Regions from separate parts of the Homo sapiens genome. Here region 1 is linked to region 2. A link is a loop called in an ENCODE intact Hi-C map of the cell type or tissue named here. Cell type or tissue: PC-9. All regions are shown on one strand. Each heading gives the region's core, and the rest is flanking DNA. Links, peaks and the distances in the headings are about the cores only.

Region 1 (5,382 bases), core at 307-5,306, 100 kb before region 2:
TGTGTGAGTGAATTTGTAATCTTGCTACACCTGCTATGTAACAGACATTATATACATATGTTTTCATAGAGTTCTCCCACCATCCTATGAGGTAAGTGTTATCATATTCCCATTTTACAAATGAAGTTGAAACTCTGAGAGGGTAAGTAATTTGTGCAAGGTCACCCAGCTGGTAAGTGGAAAAGTTTGTATAGAACCCAGAATTGTCTAATACTTAGGCTCTTATTCACTGTGCCTCTGTATTAGTAAGGTAGGCTAAATTCTGTAATTAGCATTCCTCAAATCTCAACAGCTTAACACAAAAAAATTGGTTATTGCTTATTTCACTGCCAAGTGCAGGTCTTACTCTACAAACTCTTTGCTCATTTAGAGATCTACACTCTTTCTCTCCTCTGGGTCCACTATACTCCAAATCTACAGAGTCCTCTCCATTCAACCAGTGAATATAGGAGGAGAGACCATGGAGGGTTGCATAGGGTGATTTTGTGGGCCAGGCCTGGAAATGGTACACATTGCTTCTGGCAACATCTATTGGCCAGAACTCATTGACATGATGCCACCTAGTCACAAAAAACGCTTGGAGGTATAGTCTGGGTATGAGCCTAAAAGGCAAAGCGATAGGACTTGGCGGACACATAGTATTCTTTGCCACCATTCCATACTCATAACCTAAAAGACGTACACATATGTCATCTTTTTCACCTTTTTTACTCCAGAGGAATCAGATTTTCCTTCCACTAAATATGAAGATCAAAATTCAAAACATTGGTCTGATAATACAGTGGTAAAGATAACAGACACATCCAGAAAACTTTTTAGATTTGGCTTCATGGTACTCTACATCTTGCTATGAGTTGTCTATCATTCATTTTAGTTTCATACCTGGGTGTCAGCAGCTAAAGTCCATGGCTAGCATGTGCCCTGGACTGTCTATAGGAAGAAAGTAAGCCATGGCTTACTCTAGTTGCTTAGGTGAAATCATAATGTGACCTGCCTTAGTGTTGTGTCTATGGTTTGGATGTTGGAGTTCCTGTGGGAAGAGAAATCCAACACATGATTGTTTTGCTATAGTCTTAGAGAGGACCTAATTGCCTGGGCTTAAGCCATTCAGAAAACTGAGAATAATAATAATCATGATCATCATCTCATAACTTAGAAGTTACCATGTCATACTGAGATTTGTTTCCCCAGGGCTGGCAGGCACTAGACAAGTGTTTATGGATTTGATCTGACCAATATGTTTCTTTTAATGGTAATTATAGGAAGATGGGCTTAGAAAATATATTTTTGGCTGGAATGAGGACTTAACGTTGCTGTTGTTGTTGTTGTTGTTGTTTTAACCATAGATGTCTTGGAATAATGTTATACTTGATAAATGCAAAAATGGAATAAACAACTATCCACCTAGTGAAGGTTGGTATGTGTTCCTGACTTAAGATGAGGTTAACTGACATTACAGCTGTGCTTTCAGGTGTCCTTCAGGGTTTGATGGAGGAACTGCAGAAACCATGGCTCATGGGAGGTAGAGCAGGGGCACAAGAGGGCACAGGTCCCCTATTGTGAATTCAACGAGAGTAGCTCGGTCTCGATCTCTTGTACCATGTAAAATGTGAAGAAAGGATGATAAAGACATTGGGAAGCCACTGGAGTAAACCAATGGATTTGTTTGGATATCATATGTGATGTAGTTAATCCTACATCATTCTCTCCATGCCTAAGAAAGGAAAAACTGGTGAGGTGATAGCAGGCAACTCAGAGTCTATCTTCCTCAAAGGCAATTTGGAGAGTGGAAAAAGCTTGGGCTTTGGAGGCAGACAAGCCTGAGGTCAAAGCATGGATCTTATTAGGTCTGCACAGCAAAACACTGCCCTTGCGGGATACCTGTGAACAATAGGAAAGGCCACAGGCTTAAAAGAAGGACAACATATTGTAGTGATTAAGAGTAGGGCTTGGGAGTTGGACTGCCTGATTCAAGACTGCCATTTACTAGCTTAGTAACCTTGGGCAAGTTAATTAATTTCACTAATCCTCAATCTCCACATCTGTAAAATGGGTTTATTAATAGTATTCATGTCATAAGCTTGTTATAAGACTTAAATGAATCTATGTCTGCAAAGCACTTAGCACTGCTGGACACATAGTAAGTGTACAGTGACGACAATTGTTACAAATAATTATTAGTTCTAAGCACAGACCCAGACACACAGAAGACATTTAATAAATTATGGCTATAATAACTTTCATCCAAGATCTCCTCTCAGAAAAAGAAAATACTAAAGTGAAGAAGGAACAGGAAGGGGTGATGTGTTAGTAAAACAGAATGAAAGAGTGAGTTTCTTAAAGTATTGAATATGAGTAGAAAAACTGCATGAGTAGCAAAGAAAAAGATTAGGGGATGTATATGGGCTTGGGAACCATGGTAGTGACCAGATAGACAAACATGGGGCCAATTTCATGCTCAGAGATAAGGCATTACCGTGAAAGAAGAAAAGCTAAACAGTCTGGCATGACTCAGTAGGCCTCATTCCAAAAGCAAGGCACTATCTTCAGACAGGCTCCAATAAAATGTACATGGAACACAGAAGCCAGCTAACACAGATCATTTTCTCAACTTTCCAAACCCATACCTTATGTCCTGTGGGGTGGCCATCTTGCTCAGGGCCAGATTCAGGCAGGCAGTGGGACAAAGAAAGCCAAGAGAGATGTTTAGAATGAAGAATGGGGGTAACTCTCCAGCTCCCACATATCATTAGCAGGCAAATGTGTGGTGCCCAGTCGTGCAAGGCTTTGCATTAAATAAAAGACAAAGGGAATTGTCTATATGTAGCTCCTGCCCTCATGCACCTCAGGATCCAATATCCATCAGAGACTCCTTTTCCTAGGTGGCCCACCAGGCAATAAGATCAGATGGCAACTTTGCAAACTCATGTTTTATCTTCTTAATATAAAAGCTGATTCCCTCAAATTATCCATTAGAGGCAAAAGAAGAAGAAAAACATCACCCAACAGTAACTCTTAAAATCCAAACTGATTAATTTCTCAAATGAATAATTTAGATCTGAGACATGAAATCATTTGGAAAACAGCTTCTACTTTAAGTGATTTCATTCTACACCTTTCAACACCAATGGACGCCACTATTTCACAAAACTTAATGCTGGTCTTATCTGCAAAATGACTTCCAGTATAACCAGTCAAAGGGAGAAAGCAGTGCCTAACGGCAGGGCAGGATTCCCTTCCAATTCTGAAGAGGAAAGGGCAGGACAAGGGTGAGCTGTAGCCAGGTCAGTCCCGTCCACTTAAGCAAATAGCTCCTTCCGGATGAATGGCCAGGAATTGAGATAATAATCTGCAAATGTTATCTGGAAACTAGATGGATGACCGATCCCCAAAATACTTGAATACAATAGAATAAATCTCCCAACAAAGACACAGTGTTATGTTTAATCTGTCTTTAATGATCAAGGGCATCATATTACACATAAATTGTCATTATATGGTAGTTGTGTGGAAGTACATGTCAATAATAGGCACGTTAGATATACATATAGCACAGAGGTTCAAATCCTACTCCATAGGTTTAAATCCTGTTTCCACCATTTACCAACTGTGTGACCTTGACTCATCTTTGTGCCTCAGTTTACAAATCTATAAAATGGGAATAATATTGCTTATCTCATAGAGTTTGACAAAGACTCTCTCCTTTGACTGAAACTTTAGTCAGGCTCCTCTGAGTCCTCAGCTTGACTGGGCCTGAACTTGGGCTTCCCTCTCTGTGTTTGTAGAATCCATTTTGAACAAGAATCCTACTAACAAAAATCCTCGGCCAGCCGCTGTGGCTCATTCCTGTAATCCCAGCACTTTGGGAGGCTGAGGCGGGCAGATCACCTGAGGTCAGGAGTTTGAGACCAGCCTGGTCAATATGGTGAACTGTCTCTACTAAAATTACGAAAATTAGCCGGGCATGGTGGTGGGCGCCTGTAATCCCAGCTACTCAGGAAGCTGAGGCAGGAGAATCGCTTAAACCCAGGAAGTGGAGGTTGCAGTGAGCCCAGATCGCGCTGTTGCATTCCAGCCCGGGCAACAAGAGCAAAACCCTGTCAAAAAAAAAAAAAAGGAAAAATCCTCTGCCCTTGGTATCCGATCACCCTGGCCTGCCTTCAACAATAATCCCATCAAGTTGGTTTAGCCAGAAACCCCCTTGTTCTCAAGGTTCACTCTTAGTAATTTTCTATCCACTGACCCCCACCCTACTCCATGGTTGTAAACCCCTTGTCCTTGTTTTTGTTTTTGTTTTCCAGACAGAGTCTTGTTCTGTCACCCAGGCTGGAGTGCAGTGGTGCAATCTCAGCTCACTGCAACTTCTGCCTCCCATGCTCAAGCAATTCTTCTGCCTCAGCCTCCCGAGTAGCTGGGATTACAGATGTGCGCCACCATGCTTGGCTAATTTTTTTTGTATTTTTAGTAGAGACAGGGTTTCACCGTGTTGGCCAGGCTGGTCTCAAACTCCGGACTTCAAGTGATCTGCCTGCCTCGGCCTCCTAAAGTGAAGAAAAGTTTTTATATGAGCTGCTGTGAGTTACTTCTCTAAGACTCAGAATCTAGAATCCAGCAGACTTGGTCTCAAGTTCCAGTTATGCCCATTATGAGCTGTGTGGCCTTGGGCAAGACGCACAACCTTATTAAGTCTCAGTTTTCTCATCTGTAAAGTAGGGATAATAGTAATAACTATTCAGAAAGAATTTGTGAGGATTAAATGAATTTATGTACTACAGACACTCAGCATAGTCAACACCATTATTAATATTAATACCATTAGAGTAACAAATCTCTCTGGCTTCAGGATCCTTTTCTCTAAAATAAAAAGAGTTAAATTATCTCTAAGATCCCTCTCAGGACTAACATTTTAAAAATTTCTGAATCTATTGCCACTTTACAGATGTAAAAACTGAGTCACATTTCACAAATAACAAAAGCCATGGTTTCCCAGACCATTACCCTCCTAAGTAGACCCTAAATACTTTATTCTGTTTTAATTTACAGGCCTACCAAAAGCCCGGGCCTTTTGAATATTCAGCTGGAATGTTAATTATGGGAAATTCCAGAATCCGTGGCTTAGAGACAAGTTCTCATTTACTCTGTTCCCTGGCACTGGGATCCCTCCTGCCTTGCCTTCAGAACACCAACTTACTTTCCAAAGCCCACGCAACCAAAGCCAGATGGCAGTGCCACTCGGTCCCTGCTGCCCCAGGCCTCCATCCCTGCCAGCCCTCAGAGCTCCATCCACTGGCCTGGGTCTCCCGTTCTTACCCCTCCTCTACTTGCCCAGGTCTCAAAGGTGGCCCTAAAGAAAGGCTTCCTTTATACCACTTCCAGAAACAC
Region 2 (5,382 bases), core at 279-5,278:
GTAAATATTAGCTGTTGTTATTCTATACTTTCATCTAGCATAATCCTCATCACACATCACCGTGATGCCTATTTAATTTGTTAACTTTCCAGAATGAGTGGAAGCTCTATGAGGTCAGGGAGCATGTCTGCCTTGGTCTTACTCCCAGCATGGTGGTCTGGCAGGTGGTAAGTAATCAATAAATTTCTGAATGCACCCATGCAAGAATGCAAAAATGCAAAGCTAATTCCCTGGGCTATGTGGATTGGTTGCTGATACTTTGTAACTAACAGAAAATTTTCTAACCTTTGAATACTGTAGGTAATTGTTCTGAGTTGCTCTCCTCTTTACTTAAGAATAGAGGAAATGAGAGGCACCATTGCAAAGTGGTTAAGAGCACAGAGAGCAAAGCCAGAGTGCGTGGATTTGAAACCTGGTTCTACCACTTACCAAAATGTGACCTTATGTTACTTCAATAGAAATAATAAAGTACCTACCTCAGGTGGGTCTTATGGAGATTAAATGAGTTAACAGATGAAATGTGCGTAGTGCCTAATATTACATAGTGTTAGCTACTATTATTATCATCACCATCACCATCATCGTCATCATCATCCTGAATTGTGAATAAGGATATGATACAAAGACCTGAGAGTGAAAACAGATGTGTGGTTGTAGGAAAATATTTTGTCACCAATACAGAGACATCATGGATGGCTAAAAGGCAGCATTCAATATAACCATGTTGTTGTGTTATGACAGTTTAGCTGTCATCAATATACTGTTGGAATGTTTTAGGTTCATGCAGTTTAGGCCACACTTGAGGGCAGGGAGTTATGGGAGGAAGGTTTGCAGAAGAGTGTCTACTTTGTACAGTGTAAATGCTGCTATGCCCACCAGCTCCCACCACAAGCCCTGCACTCCAATGAGGTGGGCACACATCTGTGGCCCAGCACCACCCCGAGTCCTGCTGTGGCCAGAAGACCACTCTTCCCTCCTTGCCATCTTCTCCTGACACAGATTTTCTCATCACATTTTAGTTCAAGGACCCTCCAGAAACCTAAGGCACCATTCTGTTCTCTGATGCTGTGTCTTCAAAGTCATGGGCAGTGCAGAAGCCCAGCTGCCAGGACACCAGCTGTCCCCTCCCTGGGCCTCGCTGTGGCTGAACTGCAGGTCCCCTAGGATGTCCAGAAAGGTAGCAAACTGGGCTTCCCCCAAGTTGCTGAGCCACCAGCAGCTGGAAGCAGGGGAGCAGCTTCACCCGCTGTGTGAGGAGGGCGGCAGGACCCAGCTCTGAGAAGATGTAGAACACACTGTAGCTTCAGGAAAAGGAATCTTAAGTCCCAGAGCAATTAAAGAACAGGGATCGAATTGAAGCAAGAAATGAGGAAAGCTTTACATCTCCTGTTTCTTACTCTATTTCACCACAATGGCTTTTCCCCTCCACAGCCCAAAGCTGTGAAGCGATTTGAAATCACTACATTTAGCCACAGATGATTGATTTTAAAATTATTCATGAGTAGCCATCTCACCACTATCTACCTACCTCAAGATTAGATGCTGCCACTATCTTACAATTCTCTTATAAGGGGTTGAAATCAAAATCTCCTCATGAATGGAATTTATCTCACCAGCGGTGAATATACACTGTGATTTGTTATCATGGAGTTCTTTATCCTATTTGCTGAAGCTACCTTAAGTTTATAACATGCATTAATTTTTATATTGCAAATTCTGCATAATGCAGAAAAAAGAATTACAACAGCACCTGCCATAGTTCTATTGAATCAGTACTTTATATATTGCATGTATTACATAGCATGACCTTTTGATGTTTAATACCCAACCCTACCCCTGCCCCACCTTACACACACATACCAGCTAAAATGGTTCTCTGAAGTTACCTCATGAGTCAAATTTGCTCAAGATTCATGGCGCTTACCTGAAGCACTGGGGTGCCTATTTAAATAATTTTAAGAAGAGGTCAATATTATGAATACTATCTCCTTGAAGTAGCCACACTATGGCATCAGGATTGCAACATGAATGCTGACACTTGTGCCTGGCAGCCCACAGAAGTTAGGGAACTTGACACCAGGAAGTGTCCCAGAAAGGACCCAGGACATGGTCCACCGGGATCCTCACTCAACAGAGGAACATGGAAAGCACCACTCCCTCATTTGTCTAATCATATACTCATTGCCTGACCCTGGGTGGGTGGAGTCCTTCCATGTAACATACAATTTTTAATTTTAAGGGCCGATATCCATCTTTAAATTAGCTAAGTAATGATACAACGACTGAAATCAAAATTCATCGTGGCCTTCCCATGAATGGCCTCACACCATTTGGTGAGAGAGGTAAAGAAAGGGTGGAAAGCTGGGTGCTGGGTTTGCAATGACGCTTCCCTGGAATACAAGACAGGCTCAAACCTCTTGAAGCCAGTCGGAGTCCAAGGTAAACTGCTTCACAAACACTCAGCCAATAATAAAATGTTTTGAAAAGCACTTAAGCTTAATAGGTTGAGGTGTTAACTCAGTGGAAGCTTCTGTTACTATGGAGAGAGACTGCGAGAGCAGAGCAATGCCACGGGGTGGGAAAAGGAACGCCATTCGAAGGAGTCATGCCACACACAGCAGACATACAATTAGGCCTCCTGTATGCGATGGGCAGCCACATGGGGCCCAGGATGATGACGCTGGTCCAGGGGAGTACTGATTGGTATGGGTATGGTCTTCAGATCCCTCAATGCACTTGGTTTGAATCTTCCTCTTGATCCACCACTCTCCCCAGGCCTACTGTAGAGCAGACCTTCTAAGACCAACTCCTCCACTTATTCTTCCACCCTCTCTTGGCCATCAGCTCAGAAGCCAAGGGCCATCCCCAGGCATTCCAGAGTGAATAGACTGGAGTGTGCTCTACACCTCTGGTATTACAGGTTTTCATGTTACATTCCTGCAGACTCTCTGACACATGACAGGCCACAGAGGTATCATCAGGTCCAGGAATTTGTGCTGCAAGAATAATGATTTTAGTTCTCCATGACTACTAACTCAGTGGTCTTGATTAGTCTTATTGTAATGTTGTTTCCTATCAAGTGAAACATTGTCTTTAAAAGGATTTCAGTCTCCACACTTCCTTCACACAATGAATGCTCATGCCCTAGCACCCGGAGCCATCTGGCAGCCATTCTAGTTCCCTGGGGCTGTGCACCAAGGAAGAAAACTGGTTCATCCTAACACCATTCAACACATGCATTACTGATGGTCTTCTATGGTGTAAGCCATTGGGAGGGGCTGAGTTGCCAGTGAATGCCTTTCTGACCTGTACAGTTGAGTCATCTGATCAGCATTCAGAACCATTGCTGTTGGCACGACAACAATGTAACACCTAGAAATTTATTCTTTATCAGGGGTATCCAGTCTCCTAGCCTGAGATTTATAAGATTCATTGAAAGAGATAATATATTTTTTAAATGAAAGAGCAAAACAACATAATTACATATCTACAGAATAAACTGACCTCTGCCAACCCAGGTGGAGATGAAGAGTACAGGGTTTGATTCCTCTAATTACACACAGCTTTTGGATAGGGGTGGATGAAAGGACACTTTATTATTCTCCCTCTAGTCATAGCGCTCTGTTGAAGCTAATCAAACTCTAATTCATTAGAAACTGGGACAAGAAACAGAAAATATAAATAAATAATTGCTTCCACTGGCCCTTAAAGCCCGAGCGAAACTTCTGATTAAATCTGGCACCTGGGCCCTGCTAGAATGTGCACTCCATGAGAGCGGAAGGCTTGCCTGGCTTGTTCAGCACCTAGACGAATGCCCAGCACCTTGTGCTCCCCTCATAAGTACTTGCTGAGTGAAGCAATGAATAAATAAATGAATGAACAAACAAACAAGGCAGACTCATCCAGAGCAGCAGAGGAGTCATGGTAGATTGAATGTGCCATCAAAATCAAATGCCTTGGGCTGATCCCAAGTCTTCTGACCAGAGGAGTTTGAGTGAATTACCTCACTTATTTCAGCTATTTCCCCCCAATAAGATGGAAGTAACAATAATATGTTTTGCAGATTAAGTGATAAAATTTATGTAAAAGTGATAAAATTATGTAAAAGTATTTCATAAAGTACCAGTTACCCATATGAGAACCCTGTAAGTGACCCTGTATCCCACGGCCTCACTCACCCCTGCTACGTCCTGTTTGCCTCTTAATCCTACAGCTTCTACCTCCTAATATCTCCCTCCATTGCTTCCTCTCCATTCTCACCACCAGTATCTTCACTGTGGTTCTCAGCACTCATTACCAGATAGCTCCAGCCCCTTCCTGGTGAGTTCCCTGCCTTAAGCCTAGCTCTGCTACAGTTGCCTTGCTGCCAATGGGCTTCATGAAGGGTGAGTGATTCCTGTAGTCACAAAGCACAGGGATCCATGCTCAGAAGGGCCCATGCTTGAGGGCACATGCTCTCTGGTTGCCATCTTGAAATTCTTAATGATTTACCATTTTGGAAGTGAAGTCCATGGCACATGAACATGGGCCGGGGGCTTAGGGTCTTGGCTCTCATGTGCAGCATCTCTTACCACCTCCCTGCCTCCCAGGACAGGTACTCGGCTACCCATTTCACTGCCCCTGGCACCTTGGGCCCTGCCCAACCTCCCCCACAACCTGTCCCAGTGACACTGTCCACTCCACTTCAGTGGAGGGTTGGGCGCAGGGTGGAGAGGGGCAGGGTTGGTGAGCGTGCTTCACAGTATCTTGCAAGGGGTGTGGCAGTGGCCATCCTCACCCCAGGCTGTCAGCGCTACCATGCACTTAGCAGGCAACTTGGTACAGGAAGCCTCAGGCTCAACCTTAACCAAGATGCCCAGTACATCTTGACAGGGAAGTTGCAATACCCTTGAGGGTTACCTGCTTGCCAAGGGTGACAGCACCAGGCCTCCGGGAAGGAGAGACACCTGGCTGCATCTTCCTACCCCTAGCTGAAGCATGACACATCAGTCCCATGGCTATGGAGAGGAGGAGCCAGCTGCCAGTGGACCACATGTGTCCCAAGTGTTAGGGAGGGCTCCAGCTCCCGTGAAAGTCTGTACTTGTCCCACAAGTGTCCTGCCATGAGGACCAGAGGGATGTGACATTAAAGAGGATACAAAAATGCCACGACAGATTGAGAGGCTGCAGAATGAAGGGAAACGCTCTGTATTCTAATGCCTTTAACAGCACCTTTTTTCCTGGTTTTTGAATAAATGGCCCCACATTTTCATTTTGCACAGGGACCCCAGGATCCAGTCCTAGCTGTAAACATGACCCTTCTAAATTCTGACCCTGACACACTGCTTACCTGTGACACTCCTTCAGTGCTTTCCCCTTTCCTCTAACTCAGAGCAGAAAGTT

What was found. Hi-C counts contacts between places; a loop is a spot of excess contacts. Peaks named below come from ENCODE experiments on the same cell type or tissue, not always from the same donor. Only the 100,000 strongest peaks of a DNase experiment are listed, where the experiment ranks them.
Region 1: it touches region 2 in a loop (5-fold over the local background); 2 of 110 quality-filtered maps call a loop at or near these places.

Annotation. Positions count from the first base shown.
Region 1 is chr1:87,240,883-87,246,264 of GRCh38, reverse strand. It overlaps LINC02801 (long intergenic non-protein coding RNA 2801), which reads right to left. Exons shown (of 4, transcript NR_167752.1): 3 at 2,628-2,650. Among named protein-coding and RNA genes, the nearest start is that of LINC02801, 31 kb to the right of the region's middle. In PC-9, for the core only: no CTCF peak of the experiment used is centred there; a DNase peak (open chromatin) is centred at 3,334.
Region 2 is chr1:87,138,916-87,144,297 of GRCh38, reverse strand. The region is part of intron 2 of LINC01140 (long intergenic non-protein coding RNA 1140); the gene reads right to left. Among named protein-coding and RNA genes, the nearest start is that of LINC01140, 12 kb to the right of the region's middle. In PC-9, for the core only: no CTCF peak of the experiment used is centred there; DNase peaks (open chromatin) are centred at 2,967 and 3,277; H3K27ac peaks cover 2,297 bases.